Linked DNA regions of Homo sapiens: region 1 is linked to region 2. A link is an interaction called in ENCODE POLR2A ChIA-PET data of the cell type or tissue named here. Cell type or tissue: Panc1. All regions are shown on one strand. Each heading gives the region's core, and the rest is flanking DNA. Links, peaks and the distances in the headings are about the cores only.

The links. ChIA-PET counts read pairs that join two places held together with the same protein. Peaks named below come from ENCODE experiments on the same cell type or tissue, not always from the same donor. Only the 100,000 strongest peaks of a DNase experiment are listed, where the experiment ranks them.
Region 1: POLR2A ChIA-PET joins it to region 2 with 10 read pairs; 5 of 35 experiments call an interaction of 5 or more read pairs at or near these places.

What each region holds. Positions count from the first base shown.
Region 1 is chr10:93,912,163-93,923,596 of GRCh38, forward strand. No RefSeq gene overlaps it. Among named protein-coding and RNA genes, the nearest start is that of SLC35G1, 24 kb to the left of the region's middle. In Panc1, for the core only: CTCF peaks have their summits at 4,552 (motif pointing right) and 4,759; a DNase peak (open chromatin) is centred at 4,602; H3K27ac peaks cover 344 bases.
Region 2 is chr10:94,315,218-94,326,651 of GRCh38, forward strand. PLCE1 (phospholipase C epsilon 1) reads left to right here. Exons shown (of 33, transcript NM_016341.4): 29 at 1,330-1,539; 30 at 6,684-6,842; 31 at 9,132-9,350; 32 at 9,675-9,887. The coding sequence ends at 9,863. It also overlaps a transcript of NOC3L not described here. Among named protein-coding and RNA genes, the nearest start is that of PLCE1-AS1, 34 kb to the left of the region's middle. In Panc1, for the core only: CTCF peaks have their summits at 5,258 (motif pointing left) and 5,553; a DNase peak (open chromatin) is centred at 5,294.

The DNA.
Region 1 (11,434 bases), core at 3,266-5,765, 400 kb before region 2:
GCTATATAAACCCCTAATTTTAATCAGTAAGAGAGATGAATTTGAGACTGAACCCCCATCTCCTTGGGTGCAGCTCCCAATTAAAGCCTTTTTCCTTGGCAATACTCATTGTCTCAGTCATTGCCTTTCCGTGCAGCAAGCAGCAGGACCTAGACCGAACCCCTGGTGTTTCAGTGACACTAGTAGTTAGCATGTTTGACAGCATAGTTCTAGAAAGTGCTAGGAAGAAAGGAGGGTTATAACAGCAGGCACTATTTCTTGAGCCCTGCCATGTGCCAGCACATGTCAAAGCTCCTTACATATTTCTCTCATTTGATCCCTGGAAAAGCCTTTTGAGATTCTTATTTTCTCTATGTTACAAATGAGAAAGACGACTTAGCGAGTTTAAGAAACTTGTGTGAAGTCACATTGCTAAAAAGGACAGAGGACAAAGCACACAACACACACAGTCTGTCTGACCCAAAGCAAACACTTTCTAATTGATCTCATGCTTTTCATTTACAGGTAAGAGGACATGAATTGCCTTGGAGTTTTACCCTAAAGGTTGTGGATCAGGAAAGGTCCTAAACAAAGCACAGGGGAATGGCACTAATCTCACCAGTAAGGTGTGTAGCCAAACCAGCTGTTCCCTGTTAAGGTAAGAGGCATCTAACATGAATTAGAGAAACAGAAACAAGTGCTAATACATTTCTCCAGCCAAAAAATTCTATGAGAAGCAATGGTGAGGTGATGAGCAAGGCGAAAACACAAGTAAAGCTCCACTAACCAGAAAGAGATAAGTGGGTTTGAACATTAACAAAGGGCAGAATTGGTGATAAAAAGTATTCAAAAACTTCGAAGATAAACATGCAATTTCAGTAAAGCCAGTGGAGGTGAGTGCCACAGTTCCACTTGTAAGGTTGCCCTTGGAGGAGGAGGAACCGGAACCTAGAGCCAAGGTCAGGGCTTACCTGGATCACCTATGGAGGTAAGGGGAAGCAAGCCCTCGGAAGAACCAAAGCCACAATGGAGGAGATGAGGATGTACCACCATCCAAAGTGTGTGTTTGAGAACATCCCTCTTCAGCAGGCTTCACACAGGTTACCAGGATAGACACAGGTGCTTATAGATGCTCAGCCAAGACTAACTTAAAAAGCCAGAGTCCATAAAACAGTCCTCAGTGAAATAAGAACACCATGCTAAATCTAGTAAGTGTTTACATTTTGCCTTTATGTATTAGTGTTTACCCTTTATGAAATTATGGTAATAGTGGATAGTCATTGTTTGGGTGGCTGTGTGTGTGTGTGTTTAAAGTCTTCACTTGGCAAATATAAAAGTCAACAACTTTATATTGGTCCTCCAGTTTTACTATTAAAACAAATTGATGGTATATAAAATTTTAAAAAACACTGCTTGCTTAAGATCCCATTTGTTTCTCTCTGATATTATTTCAACTATTCACTCAACCCTAGCTCCATCCTCTGTGTATAAATATGCTCAAATTTCTTCAGATCAAACCAAATCAAACAAAACCTCCCTTAAAACTCTCCTCCCTTCCTCTCTAGGTACACCCAAGCACTTGTTTCTTCTTTATCAACCATTCTTTCCTCAACCCACCAGCTGTTGTTTTTTTCCCCCATTTTCCACATTGGCAGTTGAATATTAAACTGTGCAATCGTTTTTCCACCCAAGTAAAGATGAATTAAAATTTGTTACTCAATCTCAGTGTTTTCCCTTCTGGTTGAATCACCGTTAAAACGGTCTTGCTTTCTTCCTATTTAATCCCTGTGGGAGGGCACAGTATTTCAGCTACATTATGTGTTAAATTGGACTTTGTCAGCTACCTCAGGAATGTAGCCAAGTTTATATGCTTATATATAAGAGAAAAGCTATGTTCCAAACTGGCTTTCAAATAAATGTTGCTGTTAACTTTTTATTTTGACATAATTTGACATAATTTTAATTTGACATAATTAATTTGACATAATTTCAGAATTACAGAATTACAGAAACACTGCAAGAATTGTACAAAGAATTCCCATTACCCAGATTCCCCTAGAGTTAATATTTGAGAGTAAGTTGAAAACATGAAGCCATTTACCCCTGTATAGTCGGGGGTCACAGTTCTCCATATATATATATATATATATATATATATATATATATATATATATAAAATATATATATAAAGTATATATATAAAATATATATATAAAGTATATATATAAAATATATATATAAAGTATATATATAAAATATATATATAACATGTATATATATAAAATATATATAAAATATATATATATAAAATATATATATATGAATGGATGAAAGAGAAAGAAGAACGTACAGGGAGGAGGAGAAGAAGGAAAGTAGACATATATTTTATGAAATTGGCTTATGGGATTGTGTGTGTTGGCAGGTCGGAAATCCATAGGGCAGCCTAGCAGGCTGGAAAATTAAGGTAAAAGTCAATATTGCAATCTTGAGTCTGAATTCCATAGAGCAGCAGGCTGGAAATTCAAGCAGGGTTTCTATGTTGCAACTTTGAGGAGAATTCCTTCTTTCGGAAACCTCAGTCTTTGTTCTTAAAGTCTTCAATTGATTGGATGAAGCCCACTCACATTACGGAGGGCCATCTGCTTTACTCAAAGTCTACTGAGTTAAATGTTAATCACATCTAAAAAATACCTTTCCAGCAACATCTATTTTGGTGTTTGACCAAACCACTGGGTGCCGTTAGCCTAGCCACATTGACACATAAAATTGACCATCGCACTTCTACAGTCCTGCAGTGTATATTTCCTTTAAAAGGACATTCTCTCAATAAGCATAGTAAAATGTGCAAAATCAGAACATTAACATCAATACAGTGCTATCATCTATTATGCCAACCTTATTCAGATTTTCACAATAACGTAATTGATAGCCAAAAAAAAAAAACTGGAGAAAGTTAACAAGAAAAATGTTTAAAATCCAGAAACTGATAAATAAATGGAAATTAATTGTGATTACCTTCAATTAATTGTAATCGAAAGTAACTTTAATTAAGAATTGTTAACTTTTTTTTTAAAGCCCCTGATCAAAGAAATTAAAAGTTGGCAATTTTCTGATGGACTCAGCCATTTTTTTGAAATTTGGTCTTCCAAATCCCAAAGTCTGGTACCTGACTGGAGATTCCATTCTTTCTCATCTGCTCCGGGAACTTGTTTTTCTGAGTTCTCAAACTCTTCATTTCTACTGACCCCTCTTCTGCTTATAGATATGTTCAGATCTCTTCTATATTCACACCAAACAAAATCAAACAAACATTTCTCTCGCTCCAGCATTTCTCTTGGGTTGGCACCCTCGTTCTTCCCATCCGACGCAGATTTCTAGAGACCCACATCTGCCTCATTATCCTCCCCACACATTCACCTCTTGATTGTAGTAGACACCATTGTTTCCTTACCCAAATTCAACCTCCTCCCTTTTTCCTTGCTTGAATCTCCCCAGTTTTAAGTTCTCGTGCCACGCGCTGATGAAAGTGCACCCAACCCAAACCCAGAGGAGGGGCTAAGGTAGGGGTGAATTTCAATTAGTCTCTAAACCAAACATTCCAATCCTCTTGCCAGTGATTGGCTTAGAAAGGGGCAAAGTAACCAGTTCTGACCAATGATACGTGAGAGGCAGTCTGCAGGCAACACCTCTGGGAAAGAGTTGCTTGTTCTCACAATGAGGCTTCTGAAGAGTGTTTTCTGTTTGTGTAAGGAGGTGGTGCTAGAGCTGCTTCAGCCTCTTGCTGCCATGAGGACATCTAGCCAAACGCATCTTGATTGATAAAACTCATTGGCACCAGCAGACGTAGTTAACATTTTGCAAGCTAGCAACAAATTACTGGAGAATTATATAGTTGTTTCTCTCCCAGAATTCAAGGTAATTAAAAATCTATTCTTAAAAAAGCTTTATTTTTCCATTTTAGAAAATATAATTTACTAATATTATAAAAGCATTATTTCTTATTCCTTCCTGCTTTTCTTTTCAGCAAATGCACAGTATTTATGTTGTGTTAAATGTCCTGTTGATGGATACCTTGAGAATTTAACAACTGAATACTTCATTATGTGTAAAATAAAATCCTAAACCTGACCAATGACTTCTTTAATAGAAGAATCCGGTGACCTCATCTCTTTGTTATCGTATCTGCCACATGGCATACAAATTAACTTTTAAATAATAATTCATTCGTGAACTGAAATGTCCTGGAATCCATCAGTTCATAGCAATGCTGTGTTAGCCAGGGCTTGCAGCCATTCAATTCAATATGAGTTACTTTAATGCAATATCTTTCTAAGGTTCTGTGCACTTTCTTAAGTATGGTCCTTTCAAAAGGCTGCCTGGCATCTTGGTCTGTGATTTTTCAGCAAGGATAGCGGTAGTATTTTAAACAGAACAGCTTTTAAGATTCAGAAATCATTAGCAGGAAAGTGACTTTAATGAAGTGGTTTAGTAGTTCTTATTATCAAAGAATGTTGATTTGGACATCCGCCTGGACCACACTTAGGGAAAAAAGAACTGTCAAAATAACAGGCTAGGTGCTTATGATTCCCTTGGCTTAGAGCTCAGTTTTACCAGTAGATGTCACTATAGTCAGACATTATTTTAAAGCCTCAAAAAGAGAAAGGTAACCTCACCGGAGTTTAAAGGATCTGAGGGGGAAAAAAGCAAACAAGTTCTTCTATAGCTAAACATGTGCTCTTCTTTTTTTAAAAAGCACAGTAGGCATTGAATAAATGTTTACTAAGTGAACCGACAAATAATCAATGCATATGGAATAGTCCGCCCTGAAATCTTTGTGATTGAGTTATGCTCTGATAGGAATCAGAGGAAGAGCTTTAGAGTCTGCAGAACAAAAATGATCTCTAAGATGCAAGCAGGCAGGTACAGAAGTAAGCAACTCTGCCCAGAGTCCATTCGTGAGAAGGGACGTGGGGATTTAAGCAACTCAACTGTGCAGACTGTTGCGCGCCACCCTACGCCAGGCACTGAGCTAGGGACTACTAGAATCGGAGAGGGAGTCGCGGTACATAGAGCCGATGGCGAAGTAAAGCAGAGGTCATGTGTTCTGTCCTCCATCCTGGAGTGGGGGAGGTGCAGGTTTTCCTGGCTTCAGAGGTAGATCAAAGTTCTAAAATCAGGGTGAAGGAGCTGAGAAACAATTCCCATCAGCTCTCCTTCAACACCCTCTTTCCTTTTTTTAAACTGAGGTTTGCCTGCATAAGGCAGAAAGAGATTAGGAAAACAGTTTGCAAACCTGGCAAATTATTCAGAGGTTTGATATATTGAAGATATATGACAACATGTATTACAGCTATTTTGAGCGCTTATTAACTGGTACATTCTGCACCAACTCCATTCTCTGATTTAATCCTCCTAAGAGCTCTAAGAGCCAGGAATTTCTATGTTCCTCATTTTTTGAGATGAAGTATCTGAAGAATGAGGGGGAGTGGGGTTGAGAGGTTAATTTGTCCCGGATCACCCAGTTAATGAGTGGTAGGACCAGGTTCTAACTTAGGCCTGTATGGGGCACTCTGCTGTGTTCCTGCCTTAGTTCATTATTCCAAGGAAACTGACTCTAGTCAGGGTCTGACTACCAGCAAAATCTAGGATCCATGTTGTTTAAGTTGATTTTGCCCCAATCATTCCTTTTTAAACTCTTAGTGAACCATTCTTATGAACAGGGCACTCCGTTTTGGACTAGGAGAAGGGGAGTGTAAAGGAAAGACAGTGGGCTGTCCTAAAAGAATTTATGATTCAGTGGGAGTAGACATGGGGGCATTTGGAGATGGGAGGAGCTTGGACAAGGAAGGTCACCCAGCATCTGCCTTCTCCATACGGCTTAGGAGGGTTTGGGGAAAGTGGAAAAGATTTGGAACAGCTGCTGTAAGGAATGTGCTAGGTTAAATAATGTGTCTGGAGAAGTGAGGGGTATTTCAAGATCTTTCTTTCCACACCTCAGAATTAATGGAGCTTATTTTCTCAGATTTTCCAAAATAAAGTTCACCTCTGGCTAGAGCTCAAGCTTGAAGAATTTCAGTACAGAATTTAATCTTGTCTCTTGAAAAACTGTCAGCACTTAATTTTTTTAATCATGAAAACAGATAAATGATAACACTGCACTGAGAAGGAGGCTAAAACACTTGCTTGACTTGCAGTGTTGATTATCTATCCAATTGGATTTTTCTTAGTGTCAACTTTATTTCTGAAATAAGAAAACAACCAAATGAGAAACATTTTTAAAACCACAAGTTGAAATCCTAAGACAAACCTAACATTAGGGATGTCTGAATTTGTTAGTATCTTCGAGGCACATGGGTTACATTGCCCTAACCCTAGCATTTTGAACAATGTCATCTGCCCACTTTGTGTTTTTTCATAAATATGTAAGTGTTTTCTGGTTGTTTTCATTTCTGCCTCCATTCCACTTTAAATATTTTGTTTAATTATCACATTACATTTTATGTTTAGAAATCCTCTCTTAAAGACATTCCGTCTTGCCTGTAGCGAGGGAGGTAAATTTGGTTGAGTGTTAATTACTAATGGAATTTCTCCAGACTCAAATCTTTCCCCATACACTTTGCCACAGAACAGGTAAAAAATGTTGCTCTGGAGAAATTATAGCATAAATATCTCTAAATCAAGGGCTTAGTAACAAAGTCCACAACTAGTATAATATTTTTTCAGAGTGGCTGTCAAAAACTGTACAAATTCATTAGTAAAGCCCTACACAAGGGGGAAAACGCCCCCAAACAGGAAAAATAAATGGCTAATAAATATATGAAAAAATCAACTTTACTGTAAATAAAGATAAATTAATGGAGCAGTGAGTTCTTTTCACTTTAAGTCAGAGTTTGGGGTTTGTTTTTATAAAAATAACACTTGATATTGGCAAGAGGGTTCAAATTGCCAGACAGCATTGTGGTTGGGAATGTTAAGTTGGTAAAAATTTTTTGAAAAATTTGCAATACATATCATACCCTGTGGCCCAGTAACTATTTCTAGAAGATTTTTCCTAAGGGAAAAAACCCCTGAAACACAGAAACAAATATTTACATAAAGACATTCCCTTTTATAATTTATAATAATAAAAATACAAATAACTATTCCATTTGAGTATATTAGGTTTAAAAAAGCTACCTTCATAGATTAGAATATTATGCATCTTTTCACAAGTATCTTTATAAAGACAGAAGTAAAGGGAAATCCAAAGGAATAGAAATCGTTCTATCATAAAGACATGCACACATATGTTCATTGCAGCACTATTCACAGCAAAGACATGGAATCAGCCTAAATGCCCATCAATAGTGGACTGTGTCAGGAAAATGTGCTACATATACACCATGGAATACTATACAGCTATAAAAAAACAAGATCATGTCCTTTGCAGGAACATGAATGGAGCTTGAGCTCGTTATCCTTAGCAAACTAACACAGGAAGAGAAAACCAAATACCACACGTTCTCACTTATAAGTGGGAGCTAAATGTTGAGAACACATGGACACATAGAGGAGGAACAGTGGACACTGGAGCCTTCCAGAGGGTAGAGGGTAGGAGAAGGGAAAGGATCAGGAAAAATAACTAATGGGTACTAGGCTTAACACCTGTGTGATGAAATAATCTGTACAACAAACTCCCAAGACACAGGTTTACCTATATAACAAATCTGCACATGTACCCCTGAACTTAAAAGTTTTTTGTTTTTGTTTTTGTTTTGTTTTGTTTTGTTTTGTGATGGAGTCTCGCTCTGTCACCCAGGCTGGAGTGCAGTGGCACCATCTCAGCTCACTGCAACCTCTGCCCCCCGGGTTCAAGCGATTCTCCTGCCTCATTCTCCCGAGTAGCTGGGATTACAAGTGCCCACCATGATGTCCGGCTAATTTTTTTGTATTTTTGGTAGAGACGGGGTTTCACCATGTTGGCCAAGCTGGTCTTGAACTCATGACCTCAGGTGATCTGCCCACCTCAGCCTCCCAAAGGGCTGGGATTACAGGTGTGAGCCACCACACCCGGCCCCAAATACAAGTTCTTTTTACAAAGCTTACCAAATGGAGCCACAAAAAAAGAAGTAAAGAGAAATCGTCATGTTATGATATTAAGTGGAAAAAGCAGGAGAATAAATATATAAATAATATAAAGTATATATCTACATATATATAATACATGTCCTCACCTCTAAGATGACTAAATGATCTCTGAGGTCCCAAGCATGATTTTATAAAGTGAAGAGAGCAGTTAGATATCTTATCAGTGTATTGTCATCACATGTTATCAATGTCTGGAATCTATAAAATGATGCCAGTGACACTTGGTACTAGTATGAGGTCAGATTCCCTAGGAGAGCCCCAGACAGAGGTTGAGGTGTGTGTGATTTACTGGGCATATGCTCTTCAGGAAAAGCTCATGAGGAAAACAGACCAGGGAGGGGGAAAGAGGCAAGCAAGGATGCACTTTTTTAAATTTATGTATGTATTGAGACGGGGTCTCACTTTGTCACCCAGGCTGGAGTGCAGTAGCACAATCTCAGCTCACTGCAACCTCTGCCTTCAGGGCTCAAGCAATCCTCCCACCTCAGCCTCCTAAGTAGCTGCCACCACACCAGGCTACTTTTTAAATTTTTTGTAGAGATGGGGTTTTGCCATGTTGCCCAGGTCAGTCTCGAATTCCTGAGCTCAGGTGATCCACCCTCATGGGCCTCCCAAAGTGCTGGGATTACAGGCTTGAGCCACTGCACCTGGCAGAGGATGTGCTTTCAGGAGCATAAATCACACCACTGCATTGTAGGTGGGTCTTATACCCAGAGCAATTCTTGGGGATGGGGAATCTGTGAGCCATTAACAGCCAGGTTCAGTGGCCTTAATTTCTAAATTTTGTTCTCCTGGGTAAAATAAGGTGCCTGAATTAAATCAATGAAGGATCCTTCACGTGGGCCTGGGAATCTCCAGGAATTATATTTAAAATTCAGCTTTCCATGCAGTTTTCTGGGATTCAGGTGCATAACTTTTGTCAGATTCTTTGAGGACAGGGTGACTTCAAGCTTCCTTCCACCCCAGCACTTTGAATAGGAGTGTGAGAAGAGACTTAGGTCAGAGGAGGAAGCTAAGCACTGAATTCTTAGTTCTAGTTTTAGAAACATAATCGACCAGAACAGGGATTCTTTGGTCTCACCTTATCCCAACCCCCATTCAAATTTAGGAAAATTAAAGGCAGTCTCCCAGAACCCACTCAGACCCACTCGCTTTCACAGCCACATCTTTTCAGCTCCGCCACCTCCCGGTGAGGGGGGTGTTATCCTCGTTTTACAGAGGGGAAACTGAGGTGCCAGTGATGTGACTCATTCAGAATCCCACAGCACCCCCTTGTGGTGTGGAGCTATGGTCAAGACTTGCTGTGGAAACCAGTGGCTTGCGTTTCTTGATTTTTTTTTCTTTTTTTGAGACAGGTTCTCACTCTGTCACCCAGGCTGGAGTGGAGGGGCTTGATCTCAGCTCACTGCAGTGTCAACTTCCCAAGCTCAGGTGATCCTCCCATCTCGGCTTCCCGAGTAGTTAGGACCACAGGAGCATGACACCAGCCCAGCTAATTTTTGTATTTTTTGTAGAGATAGGGTCTCACCATGTTGGCCAGGTTGGTCTCGAACTCCTGGGCTCAAGCGATCCATCTGCCTCATCTTCCCAAAATGCTGGAATTACAGGCGTGAGCCACCATGCCTGGAGAAATATTTTTGTTTTAAAAAATACTGTATTTATCTTTCAAAGGTGATACTTTAAAAATTCAACAAGCGAGAAAGTAAAGAAAAGGGAATCCTTCTACACTGTTGGTGGAAACGTAAATTGGTGTAGCCACAGTGGAAAACAGTTTGGAAGTTTCTTGAAAAATTAAAAATATAATATGATTAAAAAATCCCACTTCTGGGCATATATCCAAAGGAATCAAAATCAGTATACTGAAGAGATATCTTCACTCCTGTGTTCACTGCGGCATTATTCACAATAGCCAAGACGTGCAAGCAACCTAAATTTCCAAAGGACAAATGGATAAAGAAAATGTGGTGTATATATACATACAGTGGAATATTATTTAGACTTAAAAGAGAAAGAATCTTGCCATTTGCGACAACATGAATGAACCTGGAGCACATTATGCTAAGTGAAATAAGCCTAACACAGAAGGACAAATACTACATGATACCAATTATATGAGGTATCAGGTATAGTCAAACTCGTAGAATCAGAAAGTAGAATGGTGGTTGCCAGGGCCATATGGCAAAGGAAGATGGGGAACTATTGGTCAAAGGGCACAAAAAATTTCAGTTATGCAACATGAATAGGTCCTAGACATCTGTACAACATAGTGCCTAGAGTTAATAATATTGCATTTTATACTTAAAAATTTGCTAAGATGGTAGATCAATGTCAAGTGTTCTTAACACAAATTATAATGAGGGTGGGAGGAAACTTTTGGAGGTAATTGATATGTTTATGGCATAGATTGTGGAAATGGTTTCATGGATGTATACTTATCTCCAAACTCATCAAGCTGTATGCATTAAATATGTACAGATTTAAAATAAATAAGTAAAGTTGCAGCAACAGTCAGAGAAGATTTTCCAAGGACTGCAATCACATTGCTCTCAGAACATATTTTCAAAGCAAGAATCTGTATAGGACATTGACATCTGGATTTCTGATGCATTTCTTGTATCTTAAATCAGGGATTGCATCATTAATAAACTTCCATATAGTTAAAAAATTAGCAACACAGAAATGTAAAATATAAATGGAAGGCTCAATTCCCCTGACCTTTAAGTAGTAGAGTGGATTCTTCTTTTATTTTTCTCCTCTTTTTTTTCCCATTTTTTTAGAGACGAGCTCTCCTTCTGTAGTCCAGAGTGGACTGCAGTAGTATGAACTTACTGCAGCGTTGAACTCCTGGGCTCAAGCTATCCTCCTGCCTCAGCATCCTAAGTACCTGGGACTACACATGTACACCACCATGCCTAGCTGGATTCTCTTTTCGATAGATACATATAGATTTGTTTGTTTAATTGATTGATTAATTTTTACAAAATGGAATCATATGGTACATTCTGTCCCGAAACTTCTGTCCCACTAGACAGTATATCACGAAAATTTTTCATGTCAGAAGATAAAGACATACCTCATTCATTTGAAAACAATAGTAAAAACAACATGTATATATATTTCAGACCATCAATATGTTAATTTAAACGGCCAGATTAAATCATATTGGTAAACAATGTGGAGTGAAACTTCTGCCATCTTAGAGCAATTATTCGAACTTCCTGTAAACTGATTATGAAGGTTGTAGTTCTAAACTATTCAAAAAATTCAGGAACTTTTCAGGACCACTCACAACAAATTGTTAAAATAAGCATGCTCTCACAGCCCCGGG
Region 2 (11,434 bases), core at 4,002-6,501:
CTTCCTGAGAACCTTCACTCCCACTGCCCTCAGTCCATCACATTCTGCTTTTCCTCCTGGTGAGATGTGTTCGCTCTGGGCTTTGCCTTATTGGCAGGGGCCTGAGGAGAAGGGTGTTTGCTTAATCCAGACCAGATGGTGGCAGCTTTCTCTCATCACCAAGCTACTTCTCACGGGAAGGCAACAAAGGGAGTTTCTTCACTGCAACTGACCTTTACTCCCTTCAAATTCAGCCTTTTGTAGTAACCTGTACAATATGAGTGAGAAAATACATTGGTAAAACTATAATGCCTGTAATCCCGGCACTTTGGGAGGCCGAGGCGGGCAGATCACTTGAGGTCAGGAATTTGAGACCAGCCTGGCCAACATGGTGAAACCCTGTCTCCACTAAAAATACAAAGATTAGCCAGGCATGGTGGTGCACACCTGTAATCCCAGCTACTCGGGAGGCTGAGGCATGAGAATCACTTGAGCCTGGGAAGGCGGAGGTTGCAGTGAGCCGAGATCACGCCACTGCACTCCAGCCTGGGCGACAGAGGGAGACTCTGTCTCAAAAAAAAAAAAAAAAAAAAAGTAACTATAATGGCTCATCTTTATTGAGTTCACCTAATGTACCCATGTTATGATTTATGCTTCAACCATAAAACAAAATTAAGATTGCTACTATTTCCATTGTGTAGATCGGAAAACAGTCTCCAAGGGATTAAGTATCTTACCCAATAATTCGTAGCCAACAAGTATTAAAGGCAGACCTCAGACTCAGGTCTGTCTGGTTCCAGGGCTTTGTCTCAGCTGCCCTGTTTGACTGCACAGGGTCAGCAGCCAACAAAGAAAACAAGCCCTTTAAGCACACTGTCAGAAGTTTATTTAAAGAAGAATTCCCAGGAACTTAGACCACATGAGAACCTAGCCCTACAAACCTTCCATGAGAAGATGACCGAGTATTTCCAATGTGAGAAAAAGAGATTATCTTAGTAAATACTAAACTAGGTTATTTGCCCTCAGTCCTGTGTTGCAAGATTACAAAGGGCTAAGTTCATGGAATGAGAAACCTAAAATTTTTAATTCACTAGGAGCTCTCATTCCAGCAGTGGGAAAAAATAGTTATGCTGTCTGGGGATTATGAATAAGTTGTGCCGTTGCCCGGAGTGAACATAAACAATCCATTCTGAACATAAGAGAATTCTTAGATCTTCCAAAAAGAATTATGCAATACTCTAGAGTAAATTTCACTTATAAATTGCATAGCAAACCTATCTGAACACCATGAAAGTTGATTTGTTTTAAGTTTTTGCCTCACTCCTCAGTTTGCCTTCACTTTTTCTTTAGATTCTGACAAATGAACAAGACATCAAACCTGTTACCACAGACTATTTTTTGATGGAAGAAAAATATTTTATATCTAAAGAAAAGAATGAATGTAGGAAACAACCATTCCAGAGAGCCATTGGTCCAGAAGAGGAGATCATGCAAATTTTAAGCAGCTGGTTTCCAGAAGAGGGATACATGGGCAGGATTGTCTTAAAAACCCAGCAGGAAGTAAGTGTGTCTGGGTGCAGCCTACACAGTAACGACTCATTATGTGATTAGCCATTTACCACTCACAACCTCCCTGAAATTCAGAATTTCTTGTAATTGCAACTTGGTTTATATTCTTCTTAAGTAAATGTGGATGAACAGTTTTATTCTTCTGCACATAATCAGAATATTATCTCTAAGGTACAGAAATTCAATCTAAAAAACATCCCTTAGACCGGGCGTGGTGGCTCACGCCTGTAATCTCAGCATTTTGGGAGGCCGAGGTGGGTGGATCACTTGAGGTCAGGAGTTCAAGACCAGCCTGGCCAACATGGCGAAACCCCATCTCTACTAAAAATACAAAAATTAGCCAGGCGTGGTGGCAGGCACCTGTAATCCCAGCTACTCATGAGGGAGGCTGAGTCAGGAGAATTACTTGAACCCAGGAGGCAGAGGTTGCAGAGAGCTGAGATCGTGCCATTGTGCTCTGGCCTGGGCAACAGAACAAGACTCTGTCTCAAAAAAAAAGACAAGGAAATATGTTTTCTCACACAAATAAACTATTCCATTTTAAAAATAAATAAAAACATACCTTATAAGATAAAGGAAGCAAAGATTCCTTATGCATGTCATCAGCTATGGGTCCAGTATTTTATTTGTATGTGTGAAAAGACATCGTTGTGAGGGTCACATTACTGTATAATGCAAAACCTGCAGGTATTTTCTATTCTGGGGATGACTGACTTCCAGTTTTAGCTAATAGAAGTTTTAGCTAATAGAAGCTTCCATGCTTACAAGTAAAATAATAATATTTCTTTGAAAATATTCCAGAACTTCATACAAAGTAAGAATAATATCTTGGCCTGAGTCAGAATTAGTAACAATTTATATTACGTGTGCTAAGATTCCCATGATCATTCCTGGGAAGGAAAGGATGCAACAACTGCCATGTTGACTCCAAACTGATTGGCTCCTGTTTGACTTAATTGATGAAGCACTTTTTTTTTTCCCTGAATTAACTGAGAAAACCCTACTAACTTAAGAATGACATATAAGGTCATTTCTCTAGCATAGACAGTCATGCGTCATGACATGTTGATAGTCAAGCAGTTGAGTCTATTCAACAATTTGATTACATAAATATTGAGCACCTAATATGTACCAAGCCCTGTTCTGGGCACATGATCTGCTCCTTTGGGGCATGTAATAGTGCTTGCCTGATAGAAGGTGCCTCAGGCCCATGCTTGCTAGGGCACAGTGAAGATAATAGCCAATTTTAACCATTGTGTGTTTTCACTTTCTAGTCACAGTGAGTGAATGTGACCTAAAGCCTCTACAGAGCTCTAGCATCAACTCTAGAGCCCAGAGCCACTGCCTTCTTTCCCTGACCTTGCCTGAGACAATGAAAGGGCATTTAATTTAAGCAAAAAAATGTAATTGTCTCCCCAGCCTTCTCTCCCTATTAAGACACACTAATTGCTAAGACAGAGACCAGGCAACCCTAATAATAATCACTTTATGATAAAATATCAGAGGGCTTAGCTGTACTTTTGAAGCCATCTTTAATGTCTAAATTTTTGTCCTGTTCCTAAATTGTCTTGCCTTATTAATTAGCTACATGTAAAAAGTATGTATCCTCTAAGCGATGTCAGAAAATCAGTAAATTTGTAAACCTCATACTTGTGTATGATTTACAGCGTTGAAAGCCCTCAAACACTATGTTGAATGATATAATGGAAACCATTTTACACTTAAGGAAATAGATTCAGAGAGGTGAAATCATGACAGGGTTAGAAGTAGAAAGAACTCAAGTCTATGGCTTCCAGGTCAGTGTTCTTTCCACCATCCTGTGCTACCCAAGCTGAAATTGTGTCCATCCTTGTGGATCACCCACACTCAGCACCTTGGGAGGAGCAGGAGGCAGTGGGTAGGCTAGAGGGAAGACAGGCTGGCTGCTGAGTGTCACAGGAAGCTTCATTTTATGCTCAGAGGAGCTGGGGAGGTGAGGGACACCCAAATGCAATTTAAATGTATACCACAACAAGCTGGGCACGGTGGCTCACACCTGTAATCCCAGCACTTTGGGAAGCCAAGGCAGGCTCAGGAGTTTGAGACCAGCCTGGCCAACATGGCAAAACTCCATCTCTACTAAAAATACAAAAATTAGCAGGGCGTGGTAGCAGGCACCTGTAGTCCCAGCTACTCAGGAAGCTGAGGCAGGAGAATCACTTGAACCCAGGAGGCAGAGGTTGCAGTGAGCCAAGATTACACCACTGTGTTCCAGCCTGGGTGACAGAGCAAGACTTCATCTTTAAAAACAAAAAAAAGTATATGACAACAGGCAGTAGGGACCTCAGGAATATGCTTCCAAAAGGCTGGTAAAGGAAGGCATTTTGAAGAAAAAGGGGCATAAATCAGAAGGGAAGGCTAACAAGATTTTTCTGATAAGTAAAATATGGCAAGTTGTCCTTTATATGCCTTTGTTAGGAAATTTTTGAAATGACTGAAATATATCTCAAAAGATAACTAAATTTAGTGTATCTAGGTTTACCTGGTGCATAGTGATACCCAAATAATAATTGCTGATTGAATAAATGAATTCAGTAATTACTGAATGTAAGAGGGCACTACTAGAGGAGACAGATTTGGGCTATAAGTATTTCCATTTATTTTATCCCATGGAACTAATAAGACATATAAGCAGTTTGCCCATATATGAAAATTCTTCAGTTGCTCTCTGTGACCTCTGATCTCTCCTGCCTTTTATAATTTTCTTGTCTCCTGGGCTTTCAAGCTGTCAGATACCACATCTTCCTGTGGTCAATGTGTCCTCTTCTGTTACTGGATTTGAAATTGGGTAAACCAGGATTGTCACAATGAACAGACCACCTAACTTCTGTAAACCTCACTGCCCTAATTTGTAAAATCTATATACAAACTACCCTACTTGACTCAAAGAAATGATCATGAGACTCATGTCAAACATGTACACAGACAAGGTGTACAACAATGCTTAGTAAAAAGGGATATAAGTGAGGGCTATTGTTATTTTGTTCATAACCTGTGGCTTCGAACTAATGTGGCTAGAAATACCTTAAAATAAGCTCTGAGGGAGGCTCAAAGGTGCTCTTTTTTTTTTTTTTTTTTTTTTTGAGATGGAGTCTGGCTCTATTGCCCAGGCTGGAGTGCAGTGGCGCGATCTCAGCTCACTGCAAATTCCGCCTCCCGGGTTCACACCACTCTCCTGCCTCAGCCTCCTAAGGGTGCTCTCTTAAAAATAAAGCTTAATGCATCGTTGTTGGGACATTTTATGTGCCAACTCTGGTTTTCTGATTTCTTGCCTCCTGGTTTGGGGGACAAAGATTATAAATTATGTCATGTGAATTACCTCTCAATCTTACTCTCTGACTGGTTAAATATATGATGATCAGTGCAATGACATATTATTAAGCAAGTTGTAAAACAGTATACATAGGATACAATCTCATTTTATGTAAAAAGAGACAATAGCTCATCTCTTCCCCCCCTTCCATTATATAATGGAGTATTCATTCATGGGAAAAAAATCAAATGGATTTTTTCACTCATTGAAAAAAGTTAAAATAGATTATATATCTTTATTTATTTAACAAAAAATCATGTAATTATAAGGCCATGATTGCAAAGTTAATTAAATGATTGGGGCAAGCTTCAGAAGCCAGTCCTTTCTGGCCCTGGTTGCAGTTTTGGCGCCACCTGGTGGCAGTTATCTATTCTGACTTTAATCAATGGGTACAATTCTAGTTGGAACTTCCAAGATAGCGACAGCAACTCATGGATTCTTCTGGTTAGTTAGTTAGCACCCATTTCAGTAGCCTGGTCTGGAGAGATGAGGCTAGAATTCTGGGGATAAGGGAGTTTTCCTGCCAAGACCTCACTTGCTGAGATGAGGTTGTCTACTGTTTACTTACTTTACCTCTCCCTGCCCTTTTACTAAGTCTCCCTCTTGCAAAAGGGAAGCTATCCTCATTTGAAAATGTGGTGGACAAAGAACAGCAGCAGCTGCTTGACAATCACATTATATCTAAATTCACCTAATTCAAGGGTGTTGCTTTACATAGTCACATACACAAAAATACATTTGAACATCCACAGCAAATGTTTAAAAGGATGTATTATCCAATGACAGTGGGGTATTTTGTGGCGAATAAGGTGGGAGAAGGAAAAAAGATGAGAATGGGAAAAGTTTGGTTTTTCTTATTGATACGCTTCTGTACTGTTTGAAAATTTTTAATAAGATACATATATCTGTAGATACATAATCCACCAAAAAGCCAATTAATCTAATTCTCATAATTTTACTGTGAATTTTGTCAAAATTTGTTTCAATGTGGCTTACCTCCAGCCATTCATTCAGCCTTGTCACTGCAGTTTTGTTCACCCAACCTGTCAATTTCATGGTTTATATTTCAGATGTCTAGCATTTCTTAAATGCTCAACGTCTGTGGAAATGGGTGAGCTTTCTTTTAAATACAATTTACTGTGTTCTTATTTGGCTTTTGCTAATTGGCAAAATGGTATATTGTCTTTCTACAAATTTACCTACAGTCAACTTGGACTCTCAAAATCCACAGCTAGGCGGGGCACAGTGGCTCACACCTGTAACCCTGGTACTTTGGGAGGCCGATGCAGGTGGATCACAAGGTCAGGAGTTCAAGACCAGCCTGGCCAGCATGGCGAAACCCTGTCTCTATTAAAAATACAAAAATTAGGCATGGTGGCACACATCTGTAATCCCAGCTAGTCAGGAGGCTGAGGCAGGAGAATTGCTTGAACCCAGGAGGTGGAGGCTGCAGTGAGCCAAGATCATGCCACTGCACTCCAGCCTGGGCAACAGAGCAAGACTCCATCTCAGAAAAAAAAAAAAAAAAACCCACAGCTAATAGGAGCAGATAAATTGGCTTGTTATGGATCTATCAACATCATCAGAAGCACAGTAGTTTCCTCCTCTCAGGAGATAGGTATATCCTTTTAGAACAGTTTATGAAATAATAACATAGTATATGAGATATTAAGCTAAGAAGTTTCTACATCACCAAGATACAAGCTCAGATTTTTGCTAGATTTGTCTTTCTTTATTCTGCATAAACCTATTATTTACTCACATTTTTTCTTTTTAAACATAGAACCTAGAAGAGAAAAACATTGTTCAAGATGACAAAGAGGTGATCTTGAGCTCAGAGGAGGAGAGTTTCTTTGTCCAAGTGCATGATGTTTCTCCAGAGCAACCTCGAACAGTCATCAAAGCACCCCGCGTCAGCACTGCACAGGATGTCATTCAGCAGGTAAAAGCCTCTCCCTTCCTCACCTGAGTCCTTTCCTCAGCATAAATTATTGGAACAAATGTCTGTGCACTGATGGCTCATTTTATGAGTGAAGTTCCTCAACAACAGGGACCTCAAAGGGGAGTGTGTGCCTCTTAAGGCTGGGAAATTGCCTCACATGGTGGCTCATGCCTGTAATCCCAGTTTTAGGAAGCTGAGGCAGGAGGATTACTTGAGCACAGGAGTTGGAGGCTGCAGTGAGCTATGACTGGCCACTGCACTGCAGCCTGGATGACAGAGTGAGGCCCTGTCTCTAATTGAAAAAAAAAACAACCAACCCAGTGGCTCACACCTGTAATCCCAGCAGTTTGGGAGGCTGAGGGGGGCAGATCACTTGAGCTCATGAGTTTGAGACCAGCATGGCTGACATGGCAAAACCCTGTCTTTACAAAAAGTACAAAAATTGCTGGGCACGGGGGTTCACGCCTGTAATCCCAACACTTTGTGGGGCCAAGGCGGGTGGATTGCCTGAGGTCAGGAGTTCGAGACCAGCCTGGCCAACATGGTGAAACCCCATCTCTACTAAAAATACAAAAATTAGCTGGGCGTGGTGGCAGGCACCTGTAATCCCAGCTACTTGGGAGGCTGAGGCAGGAGAATCGCTTGAACCCGGGAGGCAGAGGTTGCAGTGAGCCGAGATCATGCCATTGCGCGTCAGCCTGGGCAACAAGAGTGAAACTTCGTCTAAAAAAAAAAAAAGTACAAAAATTAGCCAGGCATGGTAGCATGCACCTGTAGTCCCTGCTACTCAGGAGGCTGAGATAGGAGGATCGCTTGAGCCTGGGAGGCAGAGGTTTGCAATGAGCCAAAATCGTGCCACTTTACTCCAGCCTGGGCAACACAGCCAGACCCTGTCTCAAACAAAAACAAATTTTAAAAGTTTAAAATCTTGGAAATATTAATTCATTCCTTCAACAGACACTTAGTATCTACAGTGAGTTTGGATCTCTATAAAGCATTGATAATAATGGATTTAGGAAGTGACTCTGCAGTGACAATGTCATGGTCCCAGAAATACCTAAGCCAGTAGGTACTGACCATCTCTCAAGGATCCTACAGAGGACAAGTAGGAGGCCTACTCTGATCCTCTCCCCTCCTCTAAATCACGCTTCTCTGAGAGTTTACATGGTTTCAGAGAAGTTTGCTTCCTTCATAGCCTTGTTAGGGTAGGCCATTCATCAAACACCTATTTGAGAAGACATACAACACAACAATTAAGAGCACAGACCCTAGATCAAGCTGTGTTAGATTCAAATCCCAGCTCTACTTCTGAGACCTGGAGTAAAAGCTCAGATCTGTGCCTTAGTTATAGTAGTGTGCTGGTAAACCAGCTCTTTGTAAAAGAAAGATAAAAGCCCTTATTTATTTCTTTTGTGTAAATGCCCCTACCATATCTGATTTCACCAGACTATTCCCGTTGGCTCCAGCAAAACACTACATGGTAAGTCACCACATAGACCACCACATAGACAATATGGAGATAGTATGATAGTACTTTCCTTGAAGGTTAAGTATATGTAAGATGTTTAATACAATGCCTAGCAAATGGTAAACATTACTTAAGGGTTACTTGCTGTTCTTACTGTATGATAACTTAGTTAATATTAGCCATCTTATTCAACTGACTTTGAATTCCAAAGGGCCCAGACTTACATTTCTTTAACTTATCTTTGTCTCCCCTAAAAGTACAGCACAGTATCTGGGACATAATTGGCCCTCACTAAACATTTAATGAATTAACAAATGCATCAATGAAAGACATTCTTATATTAAATGAAAAGAGAGATCAGTTGACTTCTAAAATTCTTTCAACATCCAAGACTCTGTGATAGAGATAGCCCAGTGGGACAGAGACGCTCCTGAAGAGCAAGATTCTATTCCTCACTGGCTGACTTTCATGTCTGTGAGCGCTGGTACATGCAGAAAATCTGGTTCAGACCTTTATTGTTACTATTATAGCTGTATATATCCTGGAATCTACTTAACCTGTCTTAAGTATAAGCTTCCTCGTCTGAAATTCAGGATAATAACACCTAATTCATAGACTGTTGCAAAGCTAAATGAGGTAACGTGGGAAATTACATTACAAGCTACAACTATACAACTGCAAAATGAGTTGGATGAAATGATCTGGAAGATCCCCTTCATCTCTAGTCTGGGCCATTTTTCCACCTTAAAGTTTCATATAGAATGAATGCAAATGTTGGAGATTCTGTGTCTTTATTCAGTTGATCATAACTTACCTTTCAGACCTTATGCAAAGCCAAATATTCCTACAGCATCCTGAGCAACCCCAATCCAAGCGACTATGTGCTTTTGGAAGAGGTGGTGAAAGACACTACCAACAAGAAGACTACCACACCAAAGTCCTCTCAGCGGGTCCTTCTGGATCAGGAGTGTGTGTTTCAAGCCCAAAGCAAGTGGAAAGGTGCAGGAAAATTCATCCTTAAGCTAAAGGAGCAGGTGCAGGTAAAGTTTAAAGTTATTTTGCTCTGTTCTTAAGTTATCTGATACCCATAATTACACTGTAGCCAGATCTGGAAGCTGGTGAAATTTAGGAGAAAGTTCCTGAGTCAAGGAATGGAGTTAGGAGAAAATTGTTTGGCTTTGTTTTCACTGTGTGAAAAAACATGTGGCCGAGCTTGCGGTTAAGCAGTCCTAGAGGGGAGCTCCTCAGCCCTACTCTCTCCAAAGCTCTAGAGAGAAGAGGAAAGCGCTCTTCTGAAATAGTGTCATGTGACAGAGGAACCTGAGTTTAACCTAACACCAATGGAAGGTTCTTTGTTCCCACAGGCATCTCGAGAAGATAAAAAGAAAGGCATTTCTTTCGCAAGTGAACTCAAGAAGCTCACCAAGTCAACTAAACAGCCCCGAGGACTTACATCACCTTCTCAGCTCTTGACCTCAGAAAGTATCCAAACCAAGGAGGAGAAACCTGTGGGTGGCTTGTCCTCCAGTGACACAATGGATTACCGACAGTGACTAAGGGCAGCATGTTTAACCCAGGTATAGTAAGTCATTGCACCATCCTGGAACAGGGCTTAACTTAAACTACTTTGTAAGGAAGGCATAATTAGTACAATGTCTTTTATCTTTTCCAACAGGAGGATGTCCCTTGAAGGCAGGTAGGAATGGGACCTTAAAACAGGAAAAGGGCTCTGAAGATATGTGTAACATGATATGCTATTGAACACCGCCTATAAAGAAAAAGGGAAAGAGGCTGGGCGTGGTGGCGCATGCCTGTAATCCCAGCACTTTGGGAGGCCAAGGCAGGCAGATCACCTGAGGTCAGTTCAAGACCAGCCTGACCAACATGGAGAAACCCCGTCTCTACTAAAAATACAAAATTAGCTGGGCATGGTGGTGCATGCCTATAATCCCAGCTACTGGGGAGGCTGAGGCAGGAGAATCACTTGAACTTGGAAGGCAGAGGTTGCAGTGAGCTGAGATCACACCATTGCACTCCAGCCTGGGCAATGAGAGTGAAAACTCCGTCTCAAAAAAAAAAAAAGAAAAAAAAAAATATATATATGTAACTTGAGCTTTTGTAATTTTAGACCCCTTATTTATTTTGTAGATAAATAAGCAAAGCTCCCAAGAAGTCAATCAACTTGCCCAAAGTACTCTGATAGCCTTATTTCATCAGACAACTGTCTTCAGTATTAATAGCTGACAGAAACATTCTTCAAGGGCTCTATGGATCATTCAGCTTTTATTCTTTTGGATTTCTCGTTTTATTACTGTTCTAATTTAGGTTTGATGTAGCTTCAACAACCTCATCTCCTTCTGCCTCAATTAAAAAAATAAAAATCTGGCATCCGGGATGTGGTTAAAAAGAAAGCAAAATAACATAACAGCCTCAATCTTGGAAATGCAGTAAACTGACTGCTTGATAGTCACACAAATTTCATTCTATCTTAAAGCAAATTATTTACATGAGACCTGAATAAAAGCATGTGAGGGAACCAGTGGTAAGTCTCTCCTTTTCGCTTAGTTTCCTAATGAACCTAAGGGTTCATTAAAGCCCACTTTTCACCTGTTCCATGGTAGTTCACAGATTTAAAATTCCCAAGATGAACAGCACAGTGAAAGCATTGCTGTTTATGTGACAGAGCTTCACCATCTGCCTTTATGACAATGAGGAACTTCTGATATAAAACTGCCAAACTGCAGAAACTCACAATTAAAGAACTCAGTGATGCCTCTTCCCAGAGCCAAATTTTACTTAAAACAGCCCAAAAGAAGGCCCAATACATTGAGATCATGTTTCCACATTTAAAGAGCAACTCCTAAAATAACTGATGTCCTATATTACACTCTGCAGTGGTCAAAATTTTAAATATTGTTTTCCATATCCAGAAGTTAGTATCAAATAAATCATAGGTGTGATGTTATACACACCTCTATAACTTCTGTAATGAGGTGAAATTACACTAAAGCTAGTAAATTGGTCATATACTTCTCTACATATAAAGAGCCCGATATGTGCTACAAGATTACTTCTTAAGTACAGAAGAATACAACTCCATTAGAAATTTGACTTAAAAATAATA